Regions from separate parts of the Homo sapiens genome. Here region 2 is linked to region 1. A link is a loop called in an ENCODE intact Hi-C map of the cell type or tissue named here. Cell type or tissue: HCT116. All regions are shown on one strand. Links, peaks and the distances in the headings refer to the core of each region. The heading gives the core; the rest is flanking DNA.

Region 1 (5,378 bases), core at 227-5,226:
ATCATCCCTCCTGCCCGTTGCTGCCCTGAAGTATTCGCATCTTGGTTGTGCCCCCTTACCAGACTGAACTCAGCGAGTGCCTGAACCTGGCCTCACCCTTTGTTCATGGAGCTCATTCTGCTAGGCTAGACTGGGTTTCTTGGTCCCCTTTCAGGCTCCTGGACGTGCCGTAGACCCCAGGAATATGATTTCAGCCCAGGAGCATAAAGTAGTTGAATGCATGGCCCGAAGGAGTGCCACCTGCTTTGTGTTTGGGCAAGTATGTTGAGTTCTCTGTGCTTCTATTTCCATGTCTGTCAAAGGGGGTAGGTCTTGAACCTGTTTCCTCTGCTTCTGGGAGAGCAGTGAGCAGAGAAGGAAGAGAGGGCTTGTGTGTTGAGGTTGGAGCTGCCTGGCCTCAGCGGGGAATGGCGCTTTTCTTGTCGTGGTTGACCCTTGGCCTCTTCTCACACTGGACTACTGAGGCCCTCGGGGTCTCAGGGGCCAAACTTGTCCCCCAGCTCTGCCGCCTTCACAGCACTTCCTCTGACCCCGTGGGTGTGGATTTCATTCTGTCCATGGAGGACGTGGGGTGAGCCATGCCGGGACAACTAGACAGCGGCCAAGCTGCTGAAGAAGGCCCTGCTGTGGTCCTCAGTTTTGTGCAAAGACTGCTCTCCTAGGCCTCTGTCTTGTTAAAGCTTAGTGGGCCTTTTTTCAAAAGTGAGTATCTGGGAATTTCTGTAAGCCCACCTTGCATAGAGTGTGTCCCCCTCGACAGCGCAGACCCCCTCCACACTGGTGGGTGGGTGATCTGACCAGGAGTCTGGCCAGAGAGTAACGTGGATGCTTGGTGTCAGCTGGCTGGGGTCGTGAGTCTCAGGCCTTGTGCGTAACAGGCTGGGCTCCTCGCCGCATCTGGAGAGCTCCAAGGGGGAAGAGGTCGACAAATGATTTCTGCCGGGCGTGGTGCAGGACTCAGAGCAGGTGGTGAATGAGGTCGGCGCTTGCTGTTGGTTTAAAGGGATTGACCCGTGTTTTCATGGGAGGCCATGTCAGCCAAGACTGCTGCTGGGACCTTGGCCAGCTCTGCCCGCGTTCCAGTCACCAGACCCTCTTCTGTCTGTCTCCACAAGGCCCGCGTTGACTGACCTCCTCATGTCTACAGGGGCGTTCTGTCTTCCTGGTTTAGAAAGCAGTTCCACATGGAGTAGGGAGGTCTTGGCCAGCGGACCCTCTGCTTTCCAGGAAGCAGGTCATGGGGCCATAGCTTCAGTTTCTAGATAATAGTTTTGTGTGGCTGTGCTGTCCCCATCCCATCCCCCCAACCCCCACCCAGTGCTGTGAGAACCACATCACACCTGGAACTCTGTGCATGGCCAAGCTCAGGGCCTCCTAAACCCCTCCAGGGATTGTTGCTCCTCTGAAATCTTTAAAAGCTGTTGATCTTGGCCAAGGTATGGTTCCTATTTTCCTGGAAGGTTTGCGGAGCCAAGGGCATAAGTACCTGAGCAGATTCCACAGACCAGGTGAGTGGCCCCATGTTCACCTGGCCATAAAAACAACCAATGGGCCCCTACGCTATTTTGCTTTAACTCTACTTTCAAATGTGGCCTTTGCTCTTGAGTGTCCAGTGTCCATCCTGGGGCTCCACAAGTCACATTTCAGCTCTGTCAACCTCAGTGCTTGAGTTGAGGGTCTTCCTGGGTCATGGGGCCCAGGCTTTTTGGTGTCAGGCACACAGTTTGGAAATAGTTCTCCCCCATTCTGTGGTTGTTTTTTCAATTTCTTGATAGTGTCCTTGAAGCATGAAAGTTTTAATTTGGAGTCTTACGTATTTGCTTATGCCGTTGGTGTGACATCTAAGAAACCATTGCTTAATCGAGGGTCATGAAGATATATTCTTATGTTGTCCTCCAGGAATGTTAGTTTTAGCTCTGACATTGAGGTCTTGATCTGCTTTGAGTAAAGTTCTGCATATGGTGTGAGGTAGGGGTCCCATTCAGCCAGTTGTCCCAGTGTTTGCTTTGTGCTTTGCAGAAGCTGAGCTGTGGAGAGCTGGGCTGGGTAGAGCAAAATTAGAGCTTCACGCCAGACTTCTTGCATTTGGAAACTAACATTCTAAGGAAGAAAGACGTGGTTTTTTTTTTTAAGTGAGAAAGCCAACATATATTAACAGGAAAGCTTTTCAGGTGTTTGGCACAAATTTATTTACCCCCAAGAACATACGAAGCCAGAATTCTAAAGCTTTTTCACAGATTCCTTGCTCATACGTGGGAGAGGTTTTTTTGGTAAGTTTATGAAAGAGAAATAGTACTTGTAATCCATAACTAATTAGCCCACGTTAGCGATGTAGAAACGAGTGTGATTAAACGTGCAGTTGTCAGGTGTGTGTTTCCCACTCTGAGGCTGGCTTCAACAAAGGGCTTTCTAGTTGTTTTTTACATAAAGGATAAAAAAACTAGCCTTCGTTCACTTTTCTTGCCCCCTCCAGTGGGAGGGAGGAACTGCTGAAGGAACAGGAAGGTACACTGTAGTTAAATTTAGCCCAACAGCAGCTTTCAGCATGTGAATAAAACAACTTTTGCCAAATTGTTAGGAGAGCAAAAAATCCAACCTAGAAACACCCGTCCCCACTGACAGAGTGGGCGGCCCCCTGGGACATGTTCTCCTGAGAGCCATGGAGAAATTCATCCCAGGAGGGTTTGCAAATGTCAATGGGACATGGGGCAGCCTGTGGCTGAGTTAGCACCCTGGGTGTGCTTCACCAGAAGGGGCAAGAGTAGGAACCCTGATTCCTGGTCCCCCAATGCAGTTGTGTGGGATGCCAGTGGCGTTGGCGGGGAGCGCGTCCTGCAATACCAGCTAGATATGAACACGGTGCCTCCGCAGGGCTGGTGGGGTGCACCTACCCCAGGTGGCCCATGGAATGTGCCTCTTGCCCCTTTGCCAGGGCCGAGGTAGGGGAAACCAGCCTTGAGAGAATCTAGGGCCCTGACTGAGTTCAGTAAATATTAGTAATTGTCACTATTGTGGAGTTTGTTTGTTTGTTTGTTTGTTTGTTTGTTTGTTGGTTGGTTTGGTTTGGTCTGGTGCTTTTTTTGGTTTTTGGTTTTTGGTTTGTTTTTGTTTTTTTGAGACAGAGTCTTGCTCTGTCACCCAGGCTGGAGTGCAGTGGAACAATCTCGGCTCACTGCAACCTCTGCTTCCCAAGAAGCTGAGACCACAGGTGCCCACTACCATACCTGGTTAATTTTTGTATTAGTAGAGATGGGATTTCTCCATGTTGGCCAGGCTGGTCTCAAACTCCTGACCTCAGGTGATCCCCCCGCCTCAGCCTCCCAAAGTGTTGGGATTACAGGCGTGAGCCACTGCACCTGGCCTATTGTGGAGCATTTGACAAGGATGATCCCCCATCTGAAATCCCAGGAAGACTCTGGACATTTTTCCTCTGACAGACTCAGAGAGGTTCACCCCCTACCCTGAGTCCCACAGCAGGGGGTGGCCCATGCCATGATGATCCTCAGGCACGGTGCATTAGCACAGCAAGGGAAAATCAACAATGGTATACACTTGGGGAGGAGACACCAGTCCGAGCTGGAAGCCAAGGTCTGTGTCAGCAAGAGGAAACAGGACAAAGTGGCTGGGCTCTGGAGCAAGAGTCATGACGGGCTCTGGAGCAGCAGTCATCATGATGGGCTCTGAGGCTCGCTTCCCATGGGTAACACTGGGGTGATGGTGCCCACCCTACCTGCCCCCCACGGCTCTGAGAACCGCATCACACCGGAGCTGTGTGCATGGCAAGCTCAGGGTCCCCAGCTGGCTCCACGAGCACCTGCTGGTGTTTGCCTGGCTCCAGCTGCTGCCCTCAAGACCATGCTGCATCTGAGCTGCTCCGACTGCGGGGCCAAACTCCTTGCCCTGGATCATGCTGCTGCCTGGGAGAGTTCAGGGAATTAATTCTCCCAGTGAAGAGCAAATGCCATTCTTTTGTGTGATTAAATGGAATGTAAAATGTTCTTTGGTCATAAGAGGATTTAAGCTGGCTGTTGGGAACAGCTGTAACACACACAAGGGTAAAGTTTTAATAAATGGAAAAGTAAATGTAGGAAAAGGTGAGGGAGGGTGGTAGGGCCGGAACACAGCATCCCGTGCAATCCTGTACACAAGGATAGGTGGGAATTCTGCTCTGAGCTTCCTAGCAACCAAAGAAAGAGGGAAACTGATCACATAGAAGAATCACACTGCATGTAAGATGGGACCGATGAACCCGTTGCTCAGAAGCAGAGGTGAGTTTCTCCTGCCTTTATCGCCTCTCCAAAGAAGCGGCATCAGCGCTGGTTTGCAGTTTGCTTTCTGGCATTACCTCCCTGCTCCTCAGCCTGCACCTTCCTCCGCTACCCGTCGACAGCCTCCTGCGTGTCACCTTCTGATTTCACCAGGGCCTCATCCTGGTTGAAGTTGTTAAGCTCTTCTTGCACTTTGGCTGGATACAGTCAGCTGTTCTTTGGCGCTGACTTCCCCCGGGGTTCCTACCTCCTCTTCTGGCCCTGCCTCATTAAGGGATTGCATTAAGGGATTTTTCGTGGTGGAAGGAAGCTCTGCCTGCGGAACTGAATGTTGGCACCAACTGCCCAGCGCAGGCCAGTCCATTCCCCTTCCATCCACAGTGCTTAGAGCTGACCTCTGGCCTCTCAACCCAACACGTTTCCCCACTGGGGATTTGCCTATTAGATGCTTTTTATATGAAGGAATAAATATGCCTTTGTGATGGGTTCTAGTGTTTTCCTGTAAACTGGGCTCTGAGCCTGGGATGCTGTAGAAGTTACTAGATTTTAAGAAAAAGTTAGAGAAGAAAGAAGAGTGGAGGCGGCATCCAGCCAGCTGTTGTGCTGAGAATGTTCACTTCCTGGCTGTGAGCTGGGCCTGGGCGCAGCGCTCTTGGCCCTTGGCCTGCCGGACAGCAGTCCTCGCGGATCACTTTCCTCTTGGGTTTTAGGACCACTCGAAAAACGAGAGTGTGCTGCAAGCATGAGGCTTCTCCCTCTCCCATCTCAGCCTTGGCTGCCATAGCTAAGGAGGAGGGTGTTATTTTGCTTTTGTGGACATTCACCCTGGGAAATAAGGTGAGAAAATTAAGACTGGGTCTGCCAGGCTACAGGCTACTCAGGGTCCTTTTGCGGGAGGACGTGTTGTTCATTTCTCTGGAACACTGGTGGAATTGGTCCATCTGATTCCAAGGGACAAGCCAGCAGCCAGGGCGGCCATCCAGAGGGCTCCTGGTCCCGGCACTCATGGGCAGCCATCCCCTCGGGCAGTGACTCAGTGGTGGCCCCTGGAACTTGGCAGTGGCACTCGGCTCGCTGCAGGTTCATGGAACATCCAGGGCGTTTGCCCTC
Region 2 (5,378 bases), core at 67-5,066, 75 kb after region 1:
AGGTGACCCGCCCAACTCAATCTCCCAAAGTGCTGGGATTAACAGACCTGAGCCACTGTGCCTGGCCTTGTTCCACTTTTAAATTGAACTCAGTGATTAAAATGCAAAGAGATGGGCCGGACCCAGTGGCTTACCCCTGTAATCCTGGCACTCTGGGAGGCTGAGGTGGGTGGATCACTTGAGCACAGGAATAAGATGCCAGCCTGGGTAACAAGGTAAAACCCCGTCTCTCCAAAAAAAATACAAAAATTTGCCAGGCGTGGTGGTATGCGCCTGTAGTCCCAGCTACCCAGGAGGCTGAGGTGGGCGGATGGCTTGAGCTTAGGAAGTCAAGGCTGCAGTGAGCCATGATTGCAGCACTGCACTCCAGCCTCGCGACCCTGTCTCAAAAAAATAAATAAAATGCAAAGAGGTACAAGGATGGCTAGTCGTCTAGTCAAAAGTAGTAAGGATATGTAGAAAAAGGCAGGACCAAGAAGAAATAATGTCATAAAGACAAACATGTTGATTCATCTAACTTGTGTGTTTCAAGGAAAGAAAATATTTCAAATCAGGTGTTCTTATCCTGAGATCCACTGACTTGAAGCAACCGGGGGTTGAAATGAAGCCCTGATTCCTAAAGGATTCTATGACCTTTAGTGAGGTTTAGTGACCTTCACTGTGAGGTTAAGAACCGTCACAATGAAGTCTAGTTCATTTTCATCTATAAACCTACATGTACTATAACACCACCTTGTAGTCCAAGTATTCATAGTACACTACTCCCTGAAAAAAAAAAAAAAAAAAAAAAAAATGATTTTAAGACTGTTCCAAAGGCATACAAGCAATTAAAAGACAATCACACCCAACATAAAAGCTCACAGATATGTAAAGATTCCATTTATATGAATATCCAGAATAGGTAAATCCACAGACACCAAAAGCAGACTGGCAGTTATCAAGGGTTAGCGGGTAGGGGTAGGGGGCAGTAACTGCTTAATGGGTACATAGTTTCCTTTTGGGATGATGAAAATGTTCTGGAACAACACAGAGGTAGTGGTTACACAATGTGAATGCACTAAATGCCAAATGAGTTGTTCACTTGCAAAACGGTGAATTTTTATGTTAAATCAATTTGATCTCTAAGGAAACTAATAACAAAACCCTTTTGTATCTCCTGTTTAAATTTTTTTAACTGACAATCATACTGTATGTTGCCCCTCAATTTGGAGCAGAAAAATCAGAGGAATAAAATGGGACAACACAGACAGAAGATAGCCCGGTATGTTTTCATCCCCTCATCCTCAGGATGGGAGGAAACTAGAACTAAGACTTGCTAAGTGCCTACTAAGTCTGGAGGTCAGAAGGATTCATCTGCTGGGATATTCTTTTTTGCCAGAACAAAGCTAAAATTGAAAACTCAGGATTTCAGCTGGGCACAGCAAATTATGCCTATAATCCCAACACTTTAGGAGGCTGAGGTGGGAGAATCGCTTGAGCCCAGGAGTTCAAGACCATCCTGGGCAACATAGGTAGACCCCCATCTTTACAAATAATAATTTAAAACAATAGCAGGGCATAGTGGTACATGCTAATGGGGAGTCCCAGCTACTGGGGAGGCTGAGATGGCAGGTCACTTGAACCCAGGAGGTTGAGGCTGCAGTGAGCCATGATTGCATCACTGCCCTCTAGCCTGGGTGACAGAGTGAGATCCCATCTTGGGGCGGGGGGGGGGGGGGAATGATATATATAATTTAATTTTAAAACTCACGATTTCTTGGAAATCAATTCCTAGGACTCACAGGTTCATACACCTAAACTTTCCATATTCTTGGGCTGTACCCAGAGGGATAAATAAAAGAAATTGGTACTGAGGGAAAACATACAGCTAAGGTATAGTTAAAGCTTAGCTATTGTTCCACACAAAGTTTAAACTTAGTAATCATTCAAAATTTCCCTCATAAGACCAAATGTCAAAGCAAGCAGCCCATCCAAATAATTTAATAAAAATCAAACATCTAATCTACTCAAAAAAAAAATACTGAAGACTCAAGTCACTGCTTTTGTGAATTACATCACAATTAACTCACAAGGTCAAGAACTGAAGAAAAACTCTGCTCTCCTATGTCTCTGTCCTTTAACAGCATTTCCTGAGGAAAATGTCACAATACATATGAACCATAACTTGAAGTATGGAATCAGCTGGCTACATGTAATCAGTTCCATAAAGTTTGCAAACATTTACTACATGACATTCATGTTAAATTAACACCAGTATTTTCAAGGTCAATATGTTTGTTCAACTTCTTGGAGTCACACATTTTTGTGGTATTTTTAACATCTGACTAAAGCTTCTATCATCACAAGATGCTCACACTGTTTACAAATACTTGGAAACAGCAGCTGGTGTTCCTCAGTTACATCTTGTTACAATAAACAGAGTAGCAGTTTTAAAGTCCAGGTATATATTTTACTGCTGATGTGTAAAAACTTTGCTTTAACTTAAACGTTTCCACTGCCCCCAGTAATGGAGAGACATGAACACAATTAATTGTGGGCAATTTAGTACAAAGTTACGACAAGATCACAAATACACAAATTTTTATGTATGCATACTTGAAAGTACAGCTATCGTGCTGAATGAATCAAATGCTAGTGACTTTGCGCATATATATATACACACACACACACACACTCACATTTTTGCATGTGCGTGGAGACACAGTCTCACTATGTTACCCAAGCTGGAGTGCAAGTGCTATTCACAGACCGATCATGGCATACTACAGCCTCAAACTCCTGGTTTCAAGCAAGTGGCTAAGACCACAAACGTGTGTCAGCGCACCCAGCTCTTTTCATATCATTTTTACTACCTTTTCCCATCCCACGCAAAAAATGCAGAATACAGAAACTTACCCACACAAGCATTGAGGAAGAGCCAATCAGTCTTTTTCATCCTGTTTTTAATTTGCTTTAGTTTTTTAAAGTCTACTTCAAGTTCCTCCTTGCTTCCCACAGCACCAGCCAATTCAATCCTCTGAAAATCCATTTTCACTTCAGAGTCCCGCTTCGTAGCAGGAGGTGATCTCCTTTGGCTATTACCACTACTGCAACTTCCCCTCCATCGAGCTCTGTCTTGCTCATTTATTATTGAAGAAGCCTCTTCAGTCTCTGCCAATTCTATTGCTTCAATGTTATTAGGTCTGGGATGATCACAAACAACACATCTTTTAGCCTTGGCCCAGTTTTCATATGTGCAAACAGAGCAAGTCCAGTGCTGTGTCCTAGTGTTCAGTTTATTTCTATCATTGTATTCCTCACAAGGATCAACAGAAAAAGCAACTGGTCTTGAGCCAGATCCTGAGGACTGAGGAGATTCTGTAGGACTCCTGGTCCTACGTTGGGATAAGCACTGGGTACATCTGATTGCTCTTGGCCAGTTCAAATATGTACACATGTGGCATGACCACTTATTTGCATTTTCCATGCTATACGAAGATTTCACCCTTGGTCTTGCACTAGAGTCTGGACATATCAAAGGACTACTTCCTCCTTCGGTGCTGGAAGGATCCCAATCTCTACCAACATCACTTGAACCACTTTTAAATGGATCTTCTGTAATAATTGTTCCACTAGGTCTTTGGGCACGACACATAGTACACTTGATTGCAGATGGCCAGTTTTCATACGTACAATATTCACAAGCCCACTTAATTCCACGTTCTGACATTGTGCACTTCTTGAAGTGAGCTGTGTCAGGCAGGAAGCTATAAATAATTAGGACATGGTTATTAAAATAACTACATTCCACCTCCAAAAATACGCTGCCCAAAAAGCAAGTCCTTCAACCTACAAAATATAAATTTCTCAAAAGATGCATGCAACATTTCGACATTGAATTATCCTAATTTTCTTTTTTAATTTCCATAGAAACACTGGAGATAAATTCTCAAAGAAAAAATCTTAGACCCTGGGATTTAATAAAACTGAACTTTGGAATGCAAAAGAGATAGGCAGGAGATATAACGAGGTTTGATCTAAGAAGGATGAGATTAACGGGAAGCCACTAATAGAAATGTTTAATTTCAGGGAGGCCATCACATCAATTTAGAAAAGTAACCAATAGTTTAAAGAGACAAAGGTAGAGGAAACAACACAAACTAAAAAATAGCTTAAACACATAACCATTCTCAAATTATGAACACAGATTATGATTCATGAATTCAGAAGATCAAGCAACGTCTATTTTATCATTCTCGCTAAGGGAGAAAAGCAACTTAAAATGCTAATTATCCACTGTTCTTAATTAGCACAGGTAGTAAAGAAACATGTTGAGAAGTAATGGCTACAATTAACAAAGTAACATTATGAAATAGGTAGTTCCTTGATAATCTGTAGCCTCAAAATCTAGTTCTATCTGGAGTAAAAAAAAGAAGACTGTACTGGGGAAAATTAAATCTGTGGAAGGTCACTGAAATAACCAGTAGCATAATCATTCCAATATAATTGTGAATGTTCATAATTAAAATATTTTAAATTTTGAATATTTAAAATATACTCAAAATCTAATTCATGGCCGGGGGCAGTAGCTCAAGCCTATAATCCCAGCATTTTGGGAGGCTGAGGCGGGTAGATCACAAGGTCAGGAGTTCAAGACCAGCCTGGCCAAGATGGTAAAGCCCCGTCTCTATAAAAATACAAAAATTAGCCGTGCATGGTGGTAGGTGCCTGTAATCCCAGCTACTCAGGAGGCTGAGGCAGAGAACTGCTTGAACCCGGCAGGCAGAGGTTGCAGTGAGCTAAGATCGCACCACTGCACTCTAGCCTGGGTGACAGAGTGAGACTCCATCCCCTGCCCCCCAAAAAATCCAATTCATATTTAAAAGATATTCACACTACTTAAAAGATTTCTAGGATTCAACAATGGGCTAACACTACACTATAATGAAGAAAGACTTCATAATTTAATGGCAACTAATTCATAAATGAAGCAACTTACATAACAAATTTAATTTTTTTTTTTTTAATGGCTTGAATTTAGACACTGGCCACTTTTCCTAAATACTTTTATCAACTCAGTATCATCCCAACACCTATTTTTCACCCGGAAAGAGAAAGAAATCCTAGGCAGAGTATAGAAGCTTTGCTCTCTCTTTCTCAGGGATTTTTCCTGAACCTAGAGGGTTAAATCTTTTGTTTGTTTGTTTTTTTGTTGTTGTTGTTTTCATTTTTGTTTTTTTGAGATGGAGTCTTGCTATGTTTTGCCCAGGCTGGAATGCAGTGGAGTGGTGCAATCTAAGCTCACTGCAACCTCCACCTCCCAGGTTCAAGCGATTCTCCTGCCTCAGCCTCCCAAGTAGCCGAGATTACAGGTGCATGCCACCATGCCCGGCTAATTT

The links. Hi-C counts contacts between places; a loop is a spot of excess contacts. Peaks named below come from ENCODE experiments on the same cell type or tissue, not always from the same donor. Only the 100,000 strongest peaks of a DNase experiment are listed, where the experiment ranks them.
Region 2: it touches region 1 in a loop (6-fold over the local background); 1 of 110 quality-filtered maps calls a loop at or near these places.

What each region holds. Positions count from the first base shown.
Region 1 is chr10:125,016,227-125,021,604 of GRCh38, reverse strand. The region is part of intron 3 of CTBP2 (C-terminal binding protein 2); the gene reads left to right. Among named protein-coding and RNA genes, the nearest start is that of MIR4296, 14 kb to the left of the region's middle. In HCT116, for the core only: no CTCF peak of the experiment used is centred there; no DNase peak of the experiment used is centred there.
Region 2 is chr10:124,940,825-124,946,202 of GRCh38, reverse strand. ZRANB1 (zinc finger RANBP2-type containing 1) reads right to left here and starts at 4,080. Exons shown (of 9, transcript NM_017580.3): 1 at 2,896-4,080. The coding sequence starts at 3,709. In HCT116, for the core only: no CTCF peak of the experiment used is centred there; a DNase peak (open chromatin) is centred at 2,342.